Regions from separate parts of the Homo sapiens genome. Here region 2 is linked to region 1. Evidence: read pairs that join two places in POLR2A ChIA-PET (ENCODE). Cell type or tissue: A673. All regions are shown on one strand. Links, peaks and the distances in the headings refer to the core of each region. The heading gives the core; the rest is flanking DNA. Region 1 overlaps THOC1 (THO complex subunit 1). Region 2 overlaps CLUL1 (clusterin like 1).

Region 1 (8,340 bases), core at 157-8,156:
GCAGTCCAAGGCTGGTAAGGGAGCACTGCTCGGTGAGATTGCCTAGACCCAGGCTTCTTCTACCTTCTTCTTCCATCATCTTGGTGTTTGCCCTTTTTCCTGTAGTGCAAGGTGGCTCACGCTCACATCTGCATTCTAGCCAGCAGGAAGAGGAAAAGGCCAGTGATAAAATATGGCCCAAAAGTTGCACATATGACTTCCGCTCTCAACTGATTGGCCAGAATTTAATCACATGACCATGCGAGCAGCAAGATTGGTTGGGAAACATAATCTTTAATTCTGAATAACCATGTGTCCTTCCAAAATTCAGGGGCTCCACCAGTGTAGATAAAGAGTCTATTGGGGTCTATGAGTTCCCTAAAATGATTTGTAAAAGTTTATATAAGCATTTGTGAATGTGTACTTTTCTGATAACTTTCATTAGCTTCTGAAAACGGTTTGTGACCAAAGCTAAGTTAAGAATATTTAGATATTTGTAAAAGAATTTGAATGATTTATTTAATATAACGTTTATTTTATTAGCTCTATTCCAATTGATTACAACCTGTATCGAAAATTCTGGTCACTTCAGGATTACTTCAGGAACCCTGTGCAATGCTATGAGAAGATTTCATGGAAAACTTTTCTCAAGGTAAGTTGCCATTGACAGACTATCAGAAGCCCAGTATTTTATAGACAGTGATAGAGCTAAAACTTAATCTTGTCTAACATACTTTTCACTATGTAATTCTGCCTCTTACATTTTTATACCAATTTCATAACAAGTGAAATTATAAATTAATATTTAAACCACTAATATTGTGAAGTAGTATATAAGAATCGGATATTTAAAAGTTCGTCATTACAGCCTTGCTTTTTTTGAATATAATGAGTGTTGTTAACATAAATTGATATTTTGCAGAATATATTCTATCTTTGTACAAAATTATTTTAGCTATCTTGTTGAAACAGAAGTCCTCAAGTCATGGCTCTGGGCCAGATCTAACCTACTGCTTATAAACAAAGGTTTATTGGAATAGTACCATGACCATCCACTTACCTGTGGCTGTTTTTGCACTATAATGGCACAGCTGAGTAGTTGCAACTGAGATTATAAAGGCCACAAAGCCTGAAATACTTACTCTCTGGTCCTTTACAGAAAAAGTTTGCCAATCCTGTTTTAGAAGAATTTGTTATATTTTTCTTGGCTACTTAAAGATCAGTTGTCCTTTTTTGTCATAATTAAAATCTAAGATAAATAGGTAGTTCTCAGAATAGCATGGTGTGTGTTATGTTATTTTTAATAGTTTTTGTTTTATATGCAATTTTTTGTGGGGGCAGCACCATCCAAATTCAGATTAAGTGGTTAGTGAGAAATAATCTGGAATTGTCTTCTAACTGGACAGAATTTGGTGGAATTTATTTGCTCAGTTTTTAGCACAAGAAATGCGTAAGAGTTTCCACAGGTGGTTAAACAATTTCACTGGTAAATTTCTGTACACTCTTAAAAATGTTCCCTAATCTATTTGTCCCTTACACAGACTTCTTAAATCATATTTCTTCGTTTTTTTTTTTTTTTTTTTTGAGACGGAGCCTCCCAGGTTCAAGGGATTCTTCAGCCTCAGTCTCCTGAGTAGCTGGGACTACAGGTGCCCGCCACCACACCTGGCTAATTTTTGTATTTTTAGTCGAGACGGGGTTTCACCATGTTGGCCAGGCTGGTCTCAAACTCCTGATCTCAAGTTACCCGCCCCCCTCCGCCTCCCGAAGTGCTGGGATTACAGGCGTGAGCCACCACCACTGGCCAAGAAATTATATTTCTTTAGGAGTAGGGAGCTTGTACCTACTTTTGCAACAAGTGAAATATCATACAAAATAGTTTTAACTCCCATTCTGCTATCATAATTTGTATTGTTAGTGTGCCTTGCAATATACAGTCTACATACATGATTGACTGGGAGTAAATTCTAGGCATTTTGATGCAGAAAAGCACTAAACAAATTTGGGTAACAATGTCGAATAAAACTAATATTTTTATTTTGCAGTATTCTGAAGAAGTTTTAGCTGTTTTTAAGAGTTATAAATTAGATGATACTCAGGCCTCAAGAAAAAAGATGGAAGAATTGAAAACAGGAGGAGAACATGTATATTTTGCAAAATTTTTAACAAGTGAAAAGGTATAAGTTTTTCTTTTTCATTAAGCATAATAAGAAATGGTCTTGTTTTATTTCCGTTTAGCTGACAGCCTTTCTAAGTTAAACTGAATAGAAATGTTTCTTATTTTACTTTGGGTTAAAGCTGATTGATTAATGTTAGTTTGAAAGTCCCATTTCTTCCTTTCAGAAGTAGGACTAATTTGGTTTCAAAGGTGAAAGTAGTTCTACATTAAGTCTGTTTTGTAAACTAATTTTGGAATAAATGCAGTTTAATTACTTTCATGTCTATATATTTTAAATGTCAAGTTAGGATTTAATTTGTATATGAAAATATTTCATAATTATTATTTAGGTGCAAGTAAGGGGTTTAAAAGTTCCTTGTTAATCTTATTTATACATTTTAAAAAGTAAATTTTATTCAAATATAATGCTACAAGATTATGTAAAGTTTCTAGTCAAGATGGCACATTGAGTTTATGTTTCGACTCACTCCCTTTGCTCCAAACACATAGCAATGACGGGTAAAATATAAACGAGAAAACAAAAGAGACAAGGCTGGGCTTCCAGAAACAAGATAAATATCTTCATGGACCAGAAATGCCAAGTAGTGAGCAAAACTGCAGCCTGGGCCTGCTGGACTCTCTATCCAAGGCAGGTGGTGGTGTCCAGGAATTTGGCTACAAGTAACAGAGACTAAATGTGCACCATGTGGGACAAGGGGCCAGAGCCAGATTCACTTCTTGAAGCCAAGGACTAGGGTGGAACTTTTATCCAGTTTTGGGAAGAAACTAAGAAAAAATATTGCCAGTCTTCTGCCAAGGGCTATGGTTTTATAGGAAGTTGTGAGCCTAGGGATAACAAAGACAGCTTTGTGTCCATCTGCTTGCTCAGTGACCAGATATGTGATATGCTCAGTATACTTATGAAACAGCTGCTCCAAGAAGTCATCATAAGACTTCTTCTAGACTTTTGGACTCAGGGGCCCTGGTAGAAGCAGATGCAAAACTGCTAGACAGGGAAGGATGTACACAGAGAGGGAGGGGAAAGGAAGTAAACAAACATCCCAAAAGAAAAGGCTCCTGTTCAAAACTCTGATAAATTAAAATTCCAAAATCCATAAATCTAATGCTAAGAAGGATCACCAGCAAAATCAACTATTGGGATATATATATATATTTATTCCAGATGAAATATATAGCCTGACCAAGACTTTATGTATGTTTTGGATACTCAAAAAGATAATCGATGAGATAACATCCATTGAAAAGGAACAAGAAATCATGAAACAAAAGCAGGCTGAAATGAAGTAGGACAGTCGATACAACTAATCGGGAGTCTTGGGAATGAAAAATACAATAATTGAAACCAAAACTCAGCACACAGAATTAAACTATACACTGGACATAGATGAACAAAGAACTAGTGAACTGAAGAAGGTGATGAGAACTTCATCCAGCAAGCAGCACAGACAGATTTTTTTTTTTTAAGTGGAAGAGCAGTTAAAAGCCATGGTGAATAGATTGGGAATTTCCAACATCTGTCTAGTAGGATTTCCAAAGAAGAAAATGGAGGGAATGGTAGAGAAACTGGATTGCAAAGAATTGAAGGAAATCTCAAATCCTCAGCTTAAAAGTGTGTCACAACTGCCAAGCAGGATAAAGAAAGATAAATCTACTCTTCATTACATCATGCCATAACTGTGGGCATTCAGAGAAAACCTAAAAGCCACTAAGGGATAAGAAAGACAAATATACTGGGAAGGCACAGCAGTTTGACTGTTAGCAGATTTCTAACATATCAACCATTAATACCAGAAGACAGTAGAGAAATATTAAAGTGCTGAAAGAAAAATGACATTCAATCTAGAATTTTATACCGAGTTAAATATACTCAAGACTGTCGATGAAAGAAAGACATTTTTATTTAAAGACCAGGATAACTTACCACTCAGTGACCCTCATTTTGAAAAAAACTACTCAAGGATGTTCTTCAGGAGGAAGGAAATTGAACCCATAAGAATGGAGTGGGATACAGAAGGCAACGGTGAGCACAAAAATTGAAAAATATGACAGTAAATTTACTATTGACTATAAACACAAAAAAGTCATGAATGATTTAAAATTTTTTTAATTAAAAAATTTTATTAACGTGGAACTTAACTAGATGACAGTAATAATATGGAAGGGGAAAGCAGAGATGTTTAGTGAGTAATTTAAAATTATGGCAGTCCTTGTAATCTTCAGGAGTAGGAAAGGAATACTGAATATTCCTTTTCATGTATATTAAAAGGGTAACCACCAAAAGAAAACCAACTTGTTGCTCTCAAAGAACAGAGATCAAAGGGAGGCAGGGAGGAATCTAGACCACTTTATAAATCCAGCGAATGGCAGAAAAAAGGAAGAGAAAGGAGGAGAGAAATAGGTCAGTAATAACAAGTATAGACTGATTTAATATACCTAATAAGACTTTATCAGATTGGATTTTTAAAACTCCAGCTATATTTGTTAATTTAAATGAAACAAATATAGAAACCTTTTGGTTAACTAAAGAATTCAAAAGTTTTATTCTACTTCATGTGTAAGAAAATCCCAAAGCTCTTCTTGCTTAACAAAGAACCTTCCCAAGGTTACCTACTTTTAGAATGCAGAGGTGTCAGTTTAATATTATCAGGGCAAAAAAGTTACAAAATAAAACAACCAGTAAGAGTTGTGTATTTTTAAGAGTTACAGGTCCACATTTCTCAGGACATGACAGCTATTTCAAAACTCTGGATGTCTTAATTGATATATATATATATATTTTTTTTTGAGACGGAGTTTTGCTCTGTCGCCCAGGCTGGAGTGCAATGGCGTGGTCTTGGCTCACTGCAACCTCTGCCACCTGGGTTTAAGCGATTCTCCTGCCTCCACCTCCCGAACAAATAGCATTTCTAAAGACATTTTAGTAATGAAAAACAGCAGGATTAAACATTTTCAGAGAAATCTCCACATTGGAATATGGGATTGATGCTTTTATATCATTCTCCATTCACTTTGTCACACTTGGCTTTCTAATAGTATCTCTCCTTTTCTGATTCTTTGTGAACTTGCTTTCACCAGCAGTTAGAACATGAACTTTCAGGATTAAGCACTGAAATTTCATTAATTAATATCACATCACGAGGAAGGTAAAAACAGCTTTGAGAAGCTTAAAACTTACCATAGGAGTAAGAAAAAGGCACAAAATTGTACCAAAGAGAATGTGAGGCATGTAATGTTTTGCATCTTCATTTCCCTTTGTTGCCCCTTAAGCAACAACTTTGTCTTAAATTTACAGTCCTCTTTGTACATTCTTCATATTTTTTGGTGTATTTTTAGTTTTTACTACTTAATATACAAGTGAAAATATTTGTAATGCATTACGTGTATCATGGAAAATATGCAACATTTTATAAGCTTTACTGCTGCACTGAAAGAAGCCTTCCAGCATCTCTGTACCTTACATGGTGTTTTGATACTAGGATTCCCAAAAAGGCCTTCACACCTAAATATATGCCAGTTTTGGGCCTGATGTTACTTTCAACTTTTGATATAGATTTGGTAAGTCATGAGAAAGGTCTGGATTTTTCAGGGATATGGGTGCCATATTCCTTGCCAGTAAGAGCTAGCTAAAGTGAAATCTAAAGCTATGATTATTTGGAGCATAACTCTTTAGCCTATCATTTCACTGGTGAGCAGGTTTAGAAAAGTGCTTGTCATTACAAGGTTAGATCTTTCATCTCTGTAATAGAGCCGTGACCCCATCCAATGGGAATATTATCCAGAAGCATTGTGTTTTGTTACATGAATCTGGTCAGACTTTTCCTTAGGGATAGTCCGGAAACAATGCTTGGCAAGGATGATACAAACTTTTTTTTTTTTTTTGAGACACTTTTTTTTTGGCCCACTGTAACTTCCACCTCCTGGGTTCAAGCGATTCTCGTGCCTCAGCCTCCCAAGTAGCTGGGATTACAGGCGCCCAACACCACGCCTGGCCAATTTTTGTATTTTTAATAGAGACAGGTTTTTTGCCATGTTGGCCAGGCTGGTCTCGAACTCGCAGCCTCAGGTGATCTGCCTGCCTCAGCCTTCCAAAGTGCAGGGATTACAGGCGTGAGCCACCACGCCCAGCCAGATGATATAAACTTTATAGTTGGAGATAGGCCAGTCATGTGGCAACTACAGGTAGGTAGAGGTTCTACAAATAAAATGGGTGTCTTTGTAAATTATTGTGTCTTCCTTCTTAAAGAAAGAAGTTTCCCCTAGAAACAAAGTGCCACATTTTTGTACTACCTGGAGTGTGATTCTGAATACTAGTGCCCAACAGTATAGTTCCCTTTTTAGCAGAGCAAAATAATCCAGGGTTACTACTTGCTAAATGTAGTGCTGATACACCTGGGTTGCTTATTTTCTAATGCAGTGGAAAAGTATCTGTTCTTTAAGGTTAGTCCAGGATCATACTCAGAAATGTTAAGGGAGGATTTTACCTCTAATTGTTCAACTTATACCAAATAAAAGGCACTGGTATTGTAGGGATTCCTCCCTCTGTACTATGTAGCATGTAAAAGCAGAACAACATTTCAAAATGTTTAAGTACCATGAGTATTACCATGATGGTTAAAGGAATATATTTTTGGATCTTTTAAGTTCTCACAGAAAAGAGTATAATAACACTAATTAGATATAGGCTTTAGGGTTACCCAGTCCTTCAGAATAATACACTTCTCACTTTCCATCTGAGACTCAATGACCAAAATGATCAGATGGAATACTCAGTGGCTAGCAGTTACCAGGGTGAGGTTACCCACAGTTATGTACTGTTGACCCTAGTGTGGTCATTAGGCCATTCATTTTCATGGAGAAAAGAAAATTCACAATTTTGCTTGGTCTCTGCATTGTGTGAAGAGGCCTCTAGTTAGGACTTTTGGTCATTTTTTAAAAAAAAGTTCCTGGCAGTAAGAAACTATCCATATAGTCATTCTGCCTTAAATGTTTTGTACTTTTTATGTCCATTTGAGAGGTTGAATCTTTATGTAGTAACGGCTAAGGTGGGTCTCTTATAAGATATACTATAGCCTAGCTAGGAGCAAATGAAGGCAGAAGCAAGACCCTCCTGTTAACAAGTGGGCAGGCTAACCACTATGCTACAATTTTTTTTTTTATCTCATTAGTTGTTCTCGGCATGGGAGGCTTTTAGATAGCTCTGGAACAGGGTTGCACAGCAGGAGGTGAGCAGTGGGCAAGCAAGCGAAGCTTCATCTGTATTTACAGCTGCTCTCCATCACTCATATTACCACCTGAGCTCCGTCTCCTATCAGATCAGCAGCAGCATTAGATTCTCATAGGAACATGAACCCTATTGTAAACTGATCATGAGGGATCTAGGTTGTGTGCTCCTTATGAGAATCTAATGCCTGATGATCTGTCACTGTCTCCCACCAACCCCAGATGGGACCTTCTAGTTGCAGGTAAACAAGCTCAGGGCTTCCACTGATTCTACATTATGGTGAGTTGTATATGTATTTCATTATATATTACAATATATTAATAATAGAAATGAAGTACACAATAAATGTAATGCACTTGAATCATCCCAAAACCATTCCCTCTACCCCATAACCCCTGGTCTGTGGAAAAATTGTCTTCCATGAAACCAGTCCCTGGTGCCAAAAAGGTTGGGGATCCCTGCTTTAGAAGTCTTTTGCTGACAGTCATGTCAGTCTTAGCATATGGGTGTGCTTTCACTCGTCCTGTAAAGGTAAATACTATAGCCAAAACCTTTTCATATGATTGTAAAATTGACTTGTAATGGTCTTCAGGGCGGAAAGCATGAACTACCCTCTGTTTTGACATTTTTGAACTCTGGTCCTGACAGATAGAACAGTTCTTTAAATATCATTGAGCATATTACAAAACTTAGAGCATACTCTGCCATTGTTATTTTTAGAATAACCTCTGTGTGTGAGTCAAGCCATGGTTATACAAGCAAGATAAGAAAGTAAAGTGATTGATGCTACCAAGTAGCAGCCCTCTAGGAAAGACCAAAGACAGGGTGCAGAAGATGTACTGCCAAAGTAGGCTCTGAATTTGGAGCCTAATCTTGAAGAGAGGCAAAGTCTGAAAGGCTTAGCAGAGGAGACTAGTTATTTGATAAGATAAAGAGCAGAGATAGAATAAGAAGTCACCCA
Region 2 (8,340 bases), core at 141-8,140, 380 kb before region 1:
TAATTGTTTCACTGACACTTTCATAAATAGAGACACTGAAATTACAAAACAGCTGGAAGAAGTTGGGAATGTCCCAACATTGCTCAAGATCTGCTTTTGTCATCGGCTCTTTAGAGAAAGCTGGAAAAAAGTAAGGCTCAGTTAGGTCTGTATCTGATATGAAATGTGATTGAAAAGTCTGGTCAAACTCTTGCTGCATCTGTCTGAAGACGTTAAAACTCCTGTTAAAGAGAGAATTCACATCCACAGTCAACTGGCTGAACACATCCTCCATTTGGGTCAATTGTGCATCTTCCTCAATGAGCTTTTCACTGATGGGGAGATCTTTTTCATTATCTTCATGGAAAGGAAATAGAAATTGATATATCTTCCTGAAAAACCGTTCAATCTGTGGAGTAGAGTAGGGGACAGAAATGGAATAAAAAATTATTTTCTTTCTCGACTCTTTCTTTCTTTTCTTTCTTTCTTTCTTTCTTTCCTTCCTTCCTTCCTTCCTTCCTTCCTTCCTTCCTTCCTTCCTTCCTTCCTTCCTTCCTTCCTTCTTTCCTTCTTTCCTTCTTTCTTTCTTTCTTTCTTTCTTTCTTTCTTTCTTTCTTTCTTTCTTTCTTTCTTTCTTTCTTATTTGAGATGGAGTCTTGCTCTGTCACTCAGGCTGGAGTGCAATGGCACCATCTCGGCTCACTGCAACCTCCGCCTCCTGGGTTCAAGTGATTCTTCTGTCTCAGCCTTCCGAGTAGCTGGGATTACAGTTGCACACCGCCATGCCTGGCTAATTTTTTTTGTATTTTAGTACAGACAGGGTTTTACCGTGTTGCCCAGGCTGGTCTCGAACTCCTGAGCTCAGGTAATCCACATGCCTTGGCCTCCCAAAGTGCTAGGATAACAGGGGTGAGCCACTGCACCCGGCCCTGGACCATTTCTTATTGCAAATTTTAAAGTCAACTTACAGTAGTCATTTCAAATCAAGAATAATTCTGGGCAAGCTAGTATGAGGCAATTAACTTTAAGATAATTTCTTAACCCTCTTATACCTGACTTTGCCTTTGCCTATGGAAACAGGATCTGAAATTTCTCCTGGTTTACATTGCCCACCAATAGCCTAAAAAGGTCAAGTTTTCACTTTGGGAGGCCAAGGTGTGTGGATCACCTGAGGTCACCAGCCTGGCCAACATGGTAAAACCCTGTCTCTACTAAAAATACAAAAATTAGCTAGGCGTGGTGGTGGGCGCCTGTAATCCCAGCTACTCAGGAGGCTGAGGCAGGAGAATCACTTGAACCCAGGAGGTGGAGGCTGCAGTAAGCCAAGATGGCACCACTGCCCTCTAGCCAGGGCAAAAGAGCCAGACCCTGTCTCATGAAAAAAAATAAAGAAAAGAATTTGGGTGGATTGTCTGCCTCTCCCTCTACCAGCTTCTGTTTACTTGACTCTTCATCCACAAAAACAAACCTTTAAAGCCCCAAGAAATGTTCATAAGATCACACAACTGACCCAGATGGGAATGGTCCCCATATCTCCTGACTTCCTGCTGGTGCTGATTACACCATATTCTGGTGTATTAGCAGGCGACAGTAGCTCTAAAAATAGAGCAGATGCAATTAATAGTGGAGGCAAATTAACTTGGCGCATTCATTATCTTAGTAGTTGCTCCCTTTGTAATTGAGTACGGCATTGCCAAGCCAGGAGCATACCCTAATTAGTATGTGCTCTAATATGGAGCGTGAAATTCCACTCAATTTTGTATTCAGCTCACTTCTTGAAGGGGGAGAAAAATCTAGCTTAATTGGAGCCGTTAGTGGGGCAGAGCTCATCCTATTCAGGTCACCACCCTCTGTGATCCCTCTGCTCAGAAGATAACCAAAGGGTACAAAAAAGAAAACATGCCAGTCCTACATACATGGGTAGGGCAAAAGGGGACATGAAGGGGTGTGTGTGTGTGTGTGTGTGTGTGTGTGTGTGTGTGTGTGTTATGCATAAGGAGGCAAGCATGTTGAAGGTAAGATTTGGGAGGCAGAGAGTATCTTTAAATATTTGGCCTCCAGAAGGAAAAATTAATGTGGATTGAAATCAGAGACTGCAATGCTATGATTCCAAATGCAATTTGGTAAACATTTACTGGATGCCACCAATGCATAAGTGAAGACAAATAAGATATGATCCCTGCCCTCAAAGAGCTTACTATCTAGTGGGAACATGTTCACAAATAACAAATACAAGGCAGAAAGCCAGGATATTTTAAGAGATGCATTCAGTGACCACTGAATGGGTGCTCTACCTTATAAATTGCGTATACACAGGTGATGGTATGTAAACATTAGTATTAGATTCTAGAAAGCAAAAGGCCCCTATCAGATCAGGCATCTCCGTTCTAAATATTAACATAAATTAATAAAAAAGTAAGCTGAAATAGGTGCCTCAAGAACTGTGAAATCTTGAGCTCTCTTTTTCTCTTACCTTATTTTTCACAGAGGACCAGCTAGGTTGGCAGGTTGTATAAATTCTCATGCAGTTATTTTCCAGGCAAGACCTGCATTCACCCCAGGAATCTGCCAAAGACTCCCGGCATAGCCTTTCTTCTTCCTCCAGATGTTCTTGAACTTCATTCAGAAGTTTCAGGGCCTCCTAGTTAAAAGTAGAAACAAAAGTCCAATTTCCATTTCATAATCTATGTGCACCTTAGTTGATTTCACCCTTTGAAATGTATACATTCTAAACTGCTTTTTCATTCTTTCTCCTTCAGGTGCCTCGCAGCTGTCAGATCTCCCCCAAAGCTTTCTGTTTAGTTTAAGAAAAGAGCACTGATTGATTCCTATTGAAGACTGTAAATCTTATTCATCTGTTCATTCATTTGTTCAATAAGTATTTACTGAGTGTTTGCTATGTGACAGACATTACTCTAGGTGTGGGTGACCTGACAATGAAGATGCCATCCCGATCTGGGAACAACTGTGATTTACCTATTTACCGGTAAGTCTGTCTTCAATTCTCATCCACTGGTGCATGGGGAAAGTGGGCTTTACAGTTTATAAAGCTGGTACATTTTAATTCTTTCATTTATGCTGTCTTTAATTGTTGTATATCCTTAAACATTGCAAGAAAGTACAATTCTTGTATGTCAAGTTAAATGTTCCCGTTGAGTTACATTGTAATTGCCGAGACGCAGGATGGCATCTCTGCAATTAGAATGTAATATAATAAATATATTTATATATAATGTAATATTAAATAAATATAAATGGGAATATAAACAAGCTTTGTTCTTCTTGTTTATATTCCCAGTGCTCCCCCTTGTGGTGCTTGCTGTACTTGGCCAAGTCCTGCTCTGGGTGGTGAGGAGCCCAGCAGCAGTGGCACCTGTCCCTGCGAGCCTCAGCCCTGCCCCTGGAGTGCCTCACGGGTCAGCACCATGGTGCAACAGACCTTTCTTCCTGTGCCCCTGCCCAAACCTCTGGCTTCCCTGCAAGTGTGGACTTCTGAACCCCAGCCCCCTCCATGCCGAGATATCGTGCAGGGGAATGAAGTGAGTATAGTGGATCTGGCCATAAGAAGACAGCCTCAGAGCTAATGGAAATGACCCTTTCCTGGAGTATTAAGCCCAAAGAATCACCTGGGCACTGACAATCTTCCACATCTTCTCTGCCTGGCTAGGATTTGTCAGTTGTCCTCATTGTAAAGTTTGGCTGCTAAGCCACGTAGCATTTGGTATGATCCACGTAAGAAAACTGCCAGGGCCCCAGCTTGCCAATATACATTTTGACCCAGACAGGAGTGTGTGTGTGTCCTTGGACTTTGTAGAACAATTTTGGAATCTTACATCTTTTTTTTTTTTTTTTTTTTTTTTTGAGACAGAGTCTGGCTGTGTCGCCCAGGCTGGAGTGCAGTGGTGCAATCTCAGCTCACTGCAACCTCCATCTCCCAGGTTTAAGAGATTCTCCTGCCTCAGCCTCCCCAGTAGCTGGGAGTACAGGTGCGTGCCACCATGCCGGGCTAATTTTTGTATGTTTAGTAGAGACGGAGTTTCACCATTTTGCCCAGGCTGATCTCGAACTCCTGGCCTCAAGTGATCTGCCCAGGTTGACCTCCCAAAGTGCTGGGATTGCAGGCATGAGCCACCTCACCTGGCTGAATCTTACATCTTAAAGTGGTTGTTTTTCGGCAGGGTGCAGTGGCTCACACCTGTAATTCCAGCATTTTGGGAGGCTGAGGCGGGTGGATCACCTGATGTCAGGAGTTTGAGAACAGCCTGGCCAACATAGTAAAACCCTGTCTCTGCTAGAAATACAAAAATTAGCTGGTCATGATGGTGGGTGCCTGTAATCCCAGCCACTTCAGAGGCTGAAGCAGGAGAATCGCTTGAACCCAGGAGGCGGAGGTTGCAGTGAGCCAAGATCGTGCCATTGTCCTTTAGCCTGGGCAACAAGAGTAAGACTCTGTCTCAAAAAAAAAAAAAAAGTTGTTTCTCCAAGGCAAGTAACAATACCTCCAGGATTTTCTCAATCAGTCCCAATTTTACATATTCTGCTCATTGTCCTCATAAGCCAAAATCCTAATATTCCCAATTCCAAACTACAGTGGCTGTGTACCCTTGGGCAAATTACTTAATACATATAAGCCTTAGTCTCCTCATTTGCAAATAAGAATAATAGGAATAACAGTATCTACTTCTCAAGGTCTTTGCATTAAATGAGCTAAACAAGCAAGGCATCTATTATTATACCTAGTATCCATTATCATAGGCAAGACATCTGTTATTATAACTAGTCCAGTATAATAACTAGTATCTCTCAGGCTTCCTTCCATTCACTGCCCAGAAGCAGGACAAAAAACAGTTACCAAATCACAGGTCCCAAGTTTTGGAAGTGAAACATTGCCATGGAAGAAGTAGACCTCTGTCTAGTAAACATTCCTAAGGAATATCCTATCGACGCCTTCCGTTTCCTGCTAGACATTGTACCAACTGGCAGATTCACGCTTATAACTCTATTCCTATAGATGACAGTTTATCAAAAGCGCTATATTAACCTGGCATTGAGCCAGGCATGGTGGCTAGTGCCTGTGATCCCAGCTACTCGGGAAGTGAGGCAGGAGGATCCCTTGAGCCCAGGAGTTCAAGACCAGCCTGAGCAACATAGCAAGACCCCATTTCATTAAAAACACATACAAATAAAACCTGATTTGGAGGTCAAGTCACTCTAACCTTCTCTAGGGTTTCCTACTTAATAAGTTTCAGATAGTCTCACTAAATATTAATAAGGAGGGGTGGAGGAAGGGGACAGTGAGGATGCTGGGTCACCACTGAGCAGTACTCTTGAGAATGGGTGGGGCTCAATACTGGGAGACTAGGGTTGCTAACACCATATTTGCCAATTCATAATTTGTCTAAACTGACCTTTATTCTAGGCTTTAAGTAATTTTAGGGAGGGATACTCAGGGTTAAACAGATTTTTTTTTTCCGATTAACTTTCTAATTGAGTGCCTCAAACTTAAGAGTATAATTCAATGAATTTTTGTACAATAAGATTTTTAAGAATAAACAAAAATTCTACTAGTTGCTTGGATTCTTCAGGGCCAGAAGTGAAATCCACATTTGCTTACTTGACCCACCCAAAGTGGAATATTCTTGTTAAAGCTGTATACCCTGTCCTCCTTGCCAGGAGGTTCAGGGAAGTGAGAAAAGCGGAAAATCACTGGGTCCCCCGTGCACACATCTGCTGACTTTATCTCAGTTCATTCATTACAGTGTTGGAGTAACATGTTAATTAACAAACATCTCAAACCCCAGTTTTCTTAGCTATAAAATGAAAGTAGTGGTTTACCCAGATGTTCAAAACATTCCATGTGATAATGTGTTTTGTGAAGAGTGTATGAGTGCTATCTAGTGTCTCTATTCCCAGATGGCCAGGCTCACAAGCCCACCAGGGAAGATCCCAGCTGGAGGGGCTTCCACATTTTCCTGATGAGGAGCTATTTTAGATTTCCTCAAAATCTTTTGATTGCTGCCAAAAGGGAGAAGGGTTTGCAGCTGCTGGTCAGGCATTCTCCTTTCCTTGCCAGAACCCTGACTGACTCAGGGCAGTAGGTGAGGCTGCAACATCAACCAGTCCGGTGACGCTGACACACAGCTTTGGGGTCAGCCTGTCACACTACCCGGCTCCAGTTGCTTAACGGACTCCCAGAGGCCATGATCCTCAGAAGTAAAAAGATGTAAGCAGCAATCTGGAATTCAGTGGCCCCCAACTTTATAGATAGAGGGATAGATAGAAAATATTAGAACTTCCACTTGTATTTTTAAATTAAAAATCTGACTGGGGTGGGGGGAATGGGGCATTGTTTAATATGTATAGACTTTCAGTTTTTGCAAGATGAAAATAATTCTGGAGATTGGTTGCACAACAGTATGAATGTATTTAACACTACTGAACGTTACACTTAAAAATGGTTATGATGGTAAATTTTGTTATATGTATTTTACAACTTAACATTTTTCAAAAAATAAAAATAAATTTAAAAAGTAATTTACTCTCAACATTAAAATTGAAAATATTTTCCAAATTATTTTTGTTACAGTTTTAATTTCCTCTTTGATTTAAGGGTAATGTTTGAAGATAACCTTTTTTAAAAAAGTCATTGTTTTGAGTGTGATGTTAATTATTAATGTCATTAAACTGCAAGCTATTCAATGTCTATAATTTAGAAATTTACTGAACTTTATACTGTGGCATATGAACAATTTTTTACATCTTCCAAAGACATTTGAATATAATATGTATTCTCCATTGATAAAATATGTAATTCAAGCTATAGCTGTTAAATAAAGCTATTTGAATTTGAAAAAGTGATTAGGCTGATGCATTATTGGATATACATGGTACTCTCTTGAGATGCATATGTCAGATACTGTGTGTGCCCAACTGTATGTGATGACCTTGGGGAAAAGGGGATCCTCTACATTCCAGAAGAATCAACTATAGTTCCCTTGCTCTGTTCACATGCACCCAATTGTAATGAGTTGCCATGTAAGAGAACTCAGGTAGACTGATGGATTTTATTATCTAGTTTTAACTAAAGTAACCTTCACTAAATGGACAGGAGGCTTAACAAGATTCTTGAAAAAAAAAAAAACTTGGCAGATTTTAAAAATGAATAATTTAAGCTCAAGCGGACCAAAAGCAAATGGCAGAGCTGACACTTGATCATTATGAGCTCTTTATTGGCCAAGTGACAAGGGAAAACTATGGTGATCTAATCAGATCTGGCAAGTCGGCTAAAAGTTTCAAAATATCTAGAAGATTATTTGAAATGTGGACTTATATCCACACTCGCTAATGATGAATCTCACCTTAAATACATATTGTGCCTTGAGATATCAATGGTAGCAATTCATGTATCTAATTCATAAGTAAATGAATATGCATATATTTAGGAGTGAGTGGTAACAAATTTTTTAGTCATAGGAATGAGAGACCAAAAATCTCTGGGCCAGGCACGGTGGTCCATGCCTGTAATTCCAGCACTTTGGGAGGCTGAGGCAGGTGGATCACTTGAGCCCCAGAGTTCGGGACCAGCCTGGCCAGCATGGTGAAACCCCGTCTCTTCTAAAAATACAAAAATTAGCCAGGCGTGGTGGTAGGAGCCTGTAATCCCAGCTACTAGGGAGGCTGAGACAGGAGAATCACCTGAACCCAGGAGGTGGAGGTTGCAATGAGCGGGATCAACTCCAGCCTGGGTGACAGAGCGAGACTCTGTCTCAAAAACAGAAACAAACAAAAAACAAAAAACAAAAACTCTGGAGACCACTGATCTAGTAAAAAAAAAAACTCTTCAAATACTTTTGACTCAATATCCTAACTCAGAAGAGACCAAGAATAATCTATTTTTGAGAAAGCAGCACTTAAACAGAGATGAATCCCCCAGATTCCGGGTTGGAGTCTTGCAGAAGCCTATCCTACACGAAATATGTTCTTCAAGGAAATCTGAAGCTTCCCTTAAACTTTTCCTCAAATAAAAGCAGCTACCCATGAAATTTATTACTAAGGAAAATAAGTAATTCATCAATCGCACTAACAAGTGCAGTATTTCTGGTCCAGATCTGTGTAAGAACAGACATTATTTTCAATGACTGTACCTGCTTTTCTTCTCTGCATTTCTTCAGGGTGCTCATTAGATTGGTGTGTTCCTTCTCTTTTCTTTCCATCATGATTTTCATTTGCTTAATACCAGTCAAAGCCTTCTTCACCTCTTCATCTGCATCTATCTCCCCCACCTCAGAAAAACCTAAAAGACATGTGGCAATTTTTTCTTTGAGATCTGATCAGATTACAAAACACCAAGTTCACCAACCT

The links. ChIA-PET counts read pairs that join two places held together with the same protein. Peaks named below come from ENCODE experiments on the same cell type or tissue, not always from the same donor. Only the 100,000 strongest peaks of a DNase experiment are listed, where the experiment ranks them.
Region 2: POLR2A ChIA-PET joins it to region 1 with 5 read pairs; 2 of 35 experiments call an interaction of 5 or more read pairs at or near these places.

What each region holds. Positions count from the first base shown.
Region 1 is chr18:240,140-248,479 of GRCh38, reverse strand. THOC1 (THO complex subunit 1) reads left to right here. Exons shown (of 21, transcript NM_005131.3): 10 at 523-631; 11 at 2,025-2,156. Among named protein-coding and RNA genes, the nearest start is that of THOC1, 24 kb to the left of the region's middle. In A673, for the core only: no CTCF peak of the experiment used is centred there; no DNase peak of the experiment used is centred there.
Region 2 is chr18:619,145-627,484 of GRCh38, reverse strand. CLUL1 (clusterin like 1) reads right to left here. Exons shown (of 10, transcript NM_001393344.1): 4 at 8,124-8,272; 5 at 2,453-2,620; 6 at 1-388. LOC105371952 (a long non-coding RNA gene) reads left to right here. Exons shown (of 7, transcript XR_935082.4): 6 at 2,739-2,965; 7 at 3,278-6,833. Among named protein-coding and RNA genes, the nearest start is that of CLUL1, 26 kb to the right of the region's middle. In A673, for the core only: a CTCF peak has its summit at 3,292 (motif pointing left); a DNase peak (open chromatin) is centred at 3,294; H3K27ac peaks cover 378 bases.